Linked DNA regions of Homo sapiens: region 1 is linked to region 2. A link is a loop called in an ENCODE intact Hi-C map of the cell type or tissue named here. Cell type or tissue: dorsolateral prefrontal cortex. All regions are shown on one strand. Links, peaks and the distances in the headings refer to the core of each region. The heading gives the core; the rest is flanking DNA. Region 1 has its middle 5.6 kb from the start of DBR1. Region 2 overlaps NME9 (NME/NM23 family member 9).

Region 1 (2,921 bases), core at 154-2,653, 120 kb after region 2:
TGGATCTCAGAAAAGGGAAAACTTTTTTTTCTTTTGCTATAAAGGACATCAATGGGAAAATTGGAAAAATTTGAATAAAGTCTGTAGATAAGGTATCATTGCTAATGTATTGATTTTGATAATTGTACTGCTGTCATGGAAAGAATGCCCTTGTTTTTAGGAAATACACAATGAAAAATGTAAGTGTAAAAAATTGAGTCACTGTGGATTGAGCAACTGTTTTTCTTTAATAATGAAAAAGAAACTCTTTTAATTTATTTTAATAATGAAAAGAATTTCACAAAAGAGAACCTAGCTAAGGATCCTGGAAATTTATTCATTTGACAAAACATAGATAGATAGATGATAGATAGATAGATAGATAGATAGAGATATACTAGGTACCTACTATGTGCCAGGCACAATGCCCAGGAGTGGAATACAATTATGAACAAGATGGATATATTCCCTGTTTTCACAGAGCTTTCAGGCAAGAAGTAGAGAGTCAAGCTAACAAGTCACTACACTGTAGGGTGGTAAGTGAGAGGGTGTGGGGCCAAGGGAGTACATAGGAGAGAAACCTCACCAGAACTGAGATCATAGGAGGGCCTTATGGTAGAGCTGGCACCCAAGCTCTGACCTGAAGTGTAAATAGGAATGAAGCAGGCAAAGCCCTGCATGCTATTCCACACAGATCATGGCTCATCCGTGAACATTTGTCTAATCGAACAATTAAGATACTACTTCCCTGGATATAGATGTGGAAACACTGGCAGATTGTCCAAAATCATATTAGGACAAGAGCCCCAATTATTTATAGGTGAAGAAGAAACACTCTATATACTATCAGCCCATCTTTGATGGTTATATGACCTTCTGGATTGCCCAGGTAATAGAAAGGCTCCCCTACTTCCCTCAAGCAAGGGTGACCACATTAGGCAGATGCATTTCAAATGGGGAAGCAATAATAACAAATTACACAAAACAGATCTGATCTTTTTACCACTTAACAATACAGGAACATAATTTGGAAGCCATAAAACCTATACACAGGAGATATTCCTTGTTTTTTTCCTGCTAAAATCAGAAAGTCTACCAAATTTCTGATAAGTTCAGAGATTAGAGACACCACAGGACTCTTTTATCTGTCTGTGATGTTTGCTTTTCTGTACAATTACTGACTACAGTTTTACTGCATCAGGCATAGGTCTCTGTCTCTCAGCTTTCTTGTAGCGTGCTGCCATCAGGTGGTAATAGGTGCCATAATCACTTAGTTCAATTATAAGATATGGATAGCAATGATGAATGTTTTTCCTGATGTTTGTTAACACTTTACTTATAAGCGAATTTGAAAACCCATTGCCCAAATACACCATAGTGCACTCCCTTATTTCATGCAGGTTTCTGCTCAATATGTCACCCTAACAGCAAGGCCTTCCTGAACTACCTTGTATTAACTACTCTGCAACATTTCCTGTCCCTTTACACTGCTCCATTTTTAATCATCCATCTTTTAAACACAATTCTTCCTTCCTGAATTCTTATTTTTATTCACCTCTTATTTGGCTGGATTTCATTATAGTCTTTTTTTTTAGGAAGGGTCCATGAGTGTTGTCTCCCTGGAGTTCTTTTCAGTGGTCAAAAACATCTGCTTGCTGCCTTTTACATGAATAACATCTTGACTGGCATATCATACAGGAAAACAGAATCCCTTCTAAGTTTTTTAAACAAAAAGATGACAAGTTATTGGAAGACCTAAAGTTGCAAACAGGCAGGGTTTATTTTACTTGAGATCAGGAGCTGCAGAACGTTCATCACCACTGAAGGAGCTTAGGGTGCTGGCTGCCACTGAGAAGGTCAGGCTTGTCTGCTGCTACCACAGTTGCCAGAGACAGAAAAGAAACAGCTTTTACCTTTCCTCTACCTCCTAATCTCACACAAGTGCCTCCCACTTGTAAAACCTAATCCAGAACTAAGGTGGCAAGGGAATCCAAAAAATGTGGTTCCTTAGCTTCTAGCCCCTGCAATACAGGTATGAGCAGAGAAGTAAAGATATATATATATCTTTACTTATATATATATATGTAATTTGAGAATAAGTTTCAGAAATGATGTCCATTTACACCTAAATATTTCAGTGTGTGTTTCCTGAAAACAAGGAATTCCTTTATATAACACCAGTGAAATGATCAAAATTGGGAAATTAATGCTAATATCCTTCTATCTAATTTGCAGATCTTATTCAGATTTTGTCAATTGCCCTAATAATGTTTTTTTTTTTTTCTGGTAAATCTCTCTTTTTTTTTTTTTAAGACAGGGTCTCGTTCTGTCACCCAGGTTGGAGTGCAGTGGCATGATCATGGCTCACTACAGTCTTGACCTCCCCGGCTCAAGTGATTCTCCTACCTCAGCCTCCTGAATAGCTAGGGACACAGGCACCCACCATCACACCTAGCTAATGTTTTCTTTCTAATTTTTTTGTAAAGGGTTCTCATTATGTTGCCAGGGTGTTCTCAAACTCCTGGCCTCAAGCAATTCTCCTGCCTTGACCTCCTAAAATGCTGAGTTTATAGGCATGAGCCACCATGGCTGGCCTGGAAATATTTTATATCTTGATATGGGTGGTTGTCATATGTGCATCATCACACTGTGCACTTAAAATGTTATTTATGTTACTTTAAGTAAGCTATACCTTAATTAAAATTTTTTACATGGAGAAAAAAGATCTAGAGGAAAACAATTCCCATAGATTAAAAATAAAATGCAAAAGTTAAATTTAACAATGTAAAAAGCATCCATTGTTCTATTATATTTCAACAAAATCTATACAGAAGGAAAATAAAATATTTAAAACTAATCAGAAATATTAGATTTCCATATTTTTCTACCTTCCTGATCAATTTAAATATCATGAAAATCATATCTTCCTTGTAAATTTGAAA
Region 2 (2,921 bases), core at 184-2,683:
ACCTCCTGATCCTCACCAGGACTGAGGGCTTCGAGGACGTGGTCACTACCTGGCGAACCGTCATGGGCCCCCGTGACCCCAATGTGGCCAGGAGGGAGCAGCCAGAAAGGTGATGTCACCAGCTGTGGTCCTTTCATCCATCTTAAAACCTGCATCCCAGGAGGCTGAGTCCCACTCAGTGTTCAGCCTAGAATCATGGGTAACACAGAGGACTCTCTGATGGCCAGGCTCTCTATTATATATTTGGGGAGACCCTGACATCTTCCCGCTCTGTTCCAGTCCTCAGCCTTTGCTGAGGGCCTCCTGTAAGCTGCTTCCTCTTCCTGCTCTGTCCTCTTCTGAAGGCTGCTTCTGGATTCATTCCTCAGTCGCTGTTTTCTCTTTTCGGCCAGAGGATTCCACAGGGTACTCCCAGGAACATACAGATTCTAGGGCCCCATTCAAGCCTGTCAATCAGAGACTCTGGGCCAGGGCCTGAGAATCTGCACTGTAGTCTCAATGCCATCCAAACCTACTCCCCATCAGGGTGTCTGAGGCCCTCGGGAGTCTGAGTACCTTGTTCTGCACATTGCACTGGGCTTGCTTGGCCTGCTCCTTGGACTTGGGAGTATTTAGCTTGGCGCCAGCAATCCAAATCCACTTTACCTTGGCCTTTGAAGCTGACAGGCCCAGACAACAGGAAAGAAATTAGAGAAGCCAAGGAACTGCAGTTGTACTTTGTAGGTGTAGGGGACCAGGAACATTTATATATGAGGCAGGCTGGGCTAGTGAAAGCCAGCTCAGGATTCAGATCTTAGGTCACTGCAAGTCTCTTCTCAGCCTGAGTTCTCTCAACTGTAAAACGGGGATATGAGCATCCATCAGGATTGTGTATACATACATGTATATATCTCACCGAGTAGTGCTTGACACACAGGAAATCATAGCAATATTATCTTACGAGGTTATTGCAAGGATAACTATGCACAACTTTATCAAGCACTTGGTATGGTGCTAGCCTTTGGTAGTAATATCGAAAAAATGGCAGCTCCTGTGCTTACACCATTAATCATGCATCTTTAAAATGGGGGTAACAGTAGACTCCCTCATAGAGCTGTGGCGAAAATGTAATGGGATCGTGTAGGTAAAGTACCCAGCTATGTGCCCAGCACACTGCCATGACCAAATAAATGCCAGCTGCTATTATCATTGCTGCTGTTCTTGGTATTTCCTGCAGAGAAATCAATTTCACAGGAATGCAGGGTGCTGATTGGTAGTCGGTGATCATGTTGCCAGAAAGCAAAACATTTCTTTTCAAATGAAACAATTGTTTCTTTTACATTTTGCCAATGTTCCCAGTCTCCGAGCTCAGTACGGCACAGAAATGCCCTTCAATGCCGTCCATGGAAGCCGGGACAGAGAAGATGCTGACAGAGAACTGGCATTGCTCTTCCCCAGTTTGAAATTTTCAGACAAAGATACAGAAGCCCCTCAGGGTAAGTCATCAAGGCAGACTTGGTCTTTATTAAATCATAGATACAAGGAATTTGTAACTATGTGCTTGAGTGTGTGGGGGATTGATAATTTTTGGTAACTAAGTCTTCAACCTAATACAGTCCTGTTCTGAAAATACAGGTCATTATATAACTTGATTATCAATACTAAACTGTTTTGTGTTCTCATAGAGCAACAGTGTTGCTTTTTAATACCTCATTAAATTTTTTGCTGCTTATCTTGGAGTCATATTTTTGTTACAAAAAGTACTTTATTTGCATTTCCCTGTGGAAACCATTGGGAAAATTTCATTAACTTTCTGAAAGCCTACCTCAAAGCCAGTCAGAGGCCAGACCTGCTCCACACACTCCATGTTAAGCCCCTAAGGGCTCACTGAGAAACGCAGCTATACGGAAGGGCCCTCAACCTGGAGCCTGCTGTGACTTCATCTCCCTCAACACCACATTTCAATGCATGACCGTTGTTTAGGACCTTCCCTTCATGGGAAGCATTCGGACAGCCTCTGGGAAAGGCATGCCAGGTGGCAATGCCACCTCCAAATCTGGGTGAGAACCCCAAGGGGTCCGGAGCCCATGTGACTCAGTCTACCCCACAACCAGTGGAACTGCTGCATTACATGTCTCTGGTTTGAGCATGAAATGAGTGGAAGAGGCTGGGAGATGATTATTTTGGGAAAACCCAAAGGATGTGAGGGTTGGATTCTCGGGAGGTCACATTCACATCTGAAATGTGTGTCTAAATGTTTGGGTTTTAATCAATATATTTGCCTAAATGTTTGATATGCTCATGGTCTCAAGATCTGAAATGCAGCCAAGTCAAAATAGGTGGACTTGCCACTGCTCTATGAAGTAGAATTATTCCCACTGCCAGCTGAGGAACAAGCTGAGCGTGCCACAGAGGCTGGGGAGCCAGGAACTCTTGGGAAGTGTGGCTCTATGTGGATCAGAGACCCACTGACACTCCAGGCCAGCTTTCCTCTGGGACCTGCCCTCAGAGAGTCCATGATGCATTTCCTTATGTGTCCAGGGTTGTGGGGCACCTTCAAGCTTTTGGGAATGGGGGGTGGTGATTGGAAGCAAATGGCTGTAACTCAGAGCCAAGTCTGTGGCAGGTGGCTGGGAAGTTCTCACTGGGCTGTTGGGAGTGCTGGAAGATCATGAGACTGACTTTTTGGCCTCAGGTGATAAGAAAAGGGGCTATCTGCAGACCACATCCTGGGAATAAGTGCACAGCCTCCTTTGGACACTGGCAGCCTGGCTGGGGTGCTGTTCTGCCCATTTATTCTGATATGTCACTGTCTCTCAGCTTTGGGGAGCAGCATATGCCTCCACTGTAGTTAGCACTATTCCTGCTAAAAAAAGGCAGGAGTCAAGGTGATAGACAATCCCGGGTTTGAATCCTGGCTCCACTATTCCCCAGCTGAAGAG

What was found. Peaks named below come from ENCODE experiments on the same cell type or tissue, not always from the same donor. Only the 100,000 strongest peaks of a DNase experiment are listed, where the experiment ranks them.
Region 1: a loop joins it to region 2, with 2.3 times the contacts of the local background. A loop is called at or near these places in 4 of 110 quality-filtered maps.

What each region holds. Positions count from the first base shown.
Region 1 is chr3:138,179,100-138,182,020 of GRCh38, reverse strand. No RefSeq gene overlaps it. Among named protein-coding and RNA genes, the nearest start is that of DBR1, 5.6 kb to the right of the region's middle. In dorsolateral prefrontal cortex, for the core only: a CTCF peak has its summit at 1,200 (motif pointing left); a DNase peak (open chromatin) is centred at 1,218.
Region 2 is chr3:138,302,061-138,304,981 of GRCh38, reverse strand. NME9 (NME/NM23 family member 9) reads left to right here. Exons shown (of 11, transcript NM_001349018.2): 9 at 1-109; 10 at 1,339-1,475. Among named protein-coding and RNA genes, the nearest start is that of NME9, 26 kb to the left of the region's middle. In dorsolateral prefrontal cortex, for the core only: no CTCF peak of the experiment used is centred there; a DNase peak (open chromatin) is centred at 1,355; H3K4me3 peaks cover 1,810 bases; H3K27ac peaks cover 2,500 bases.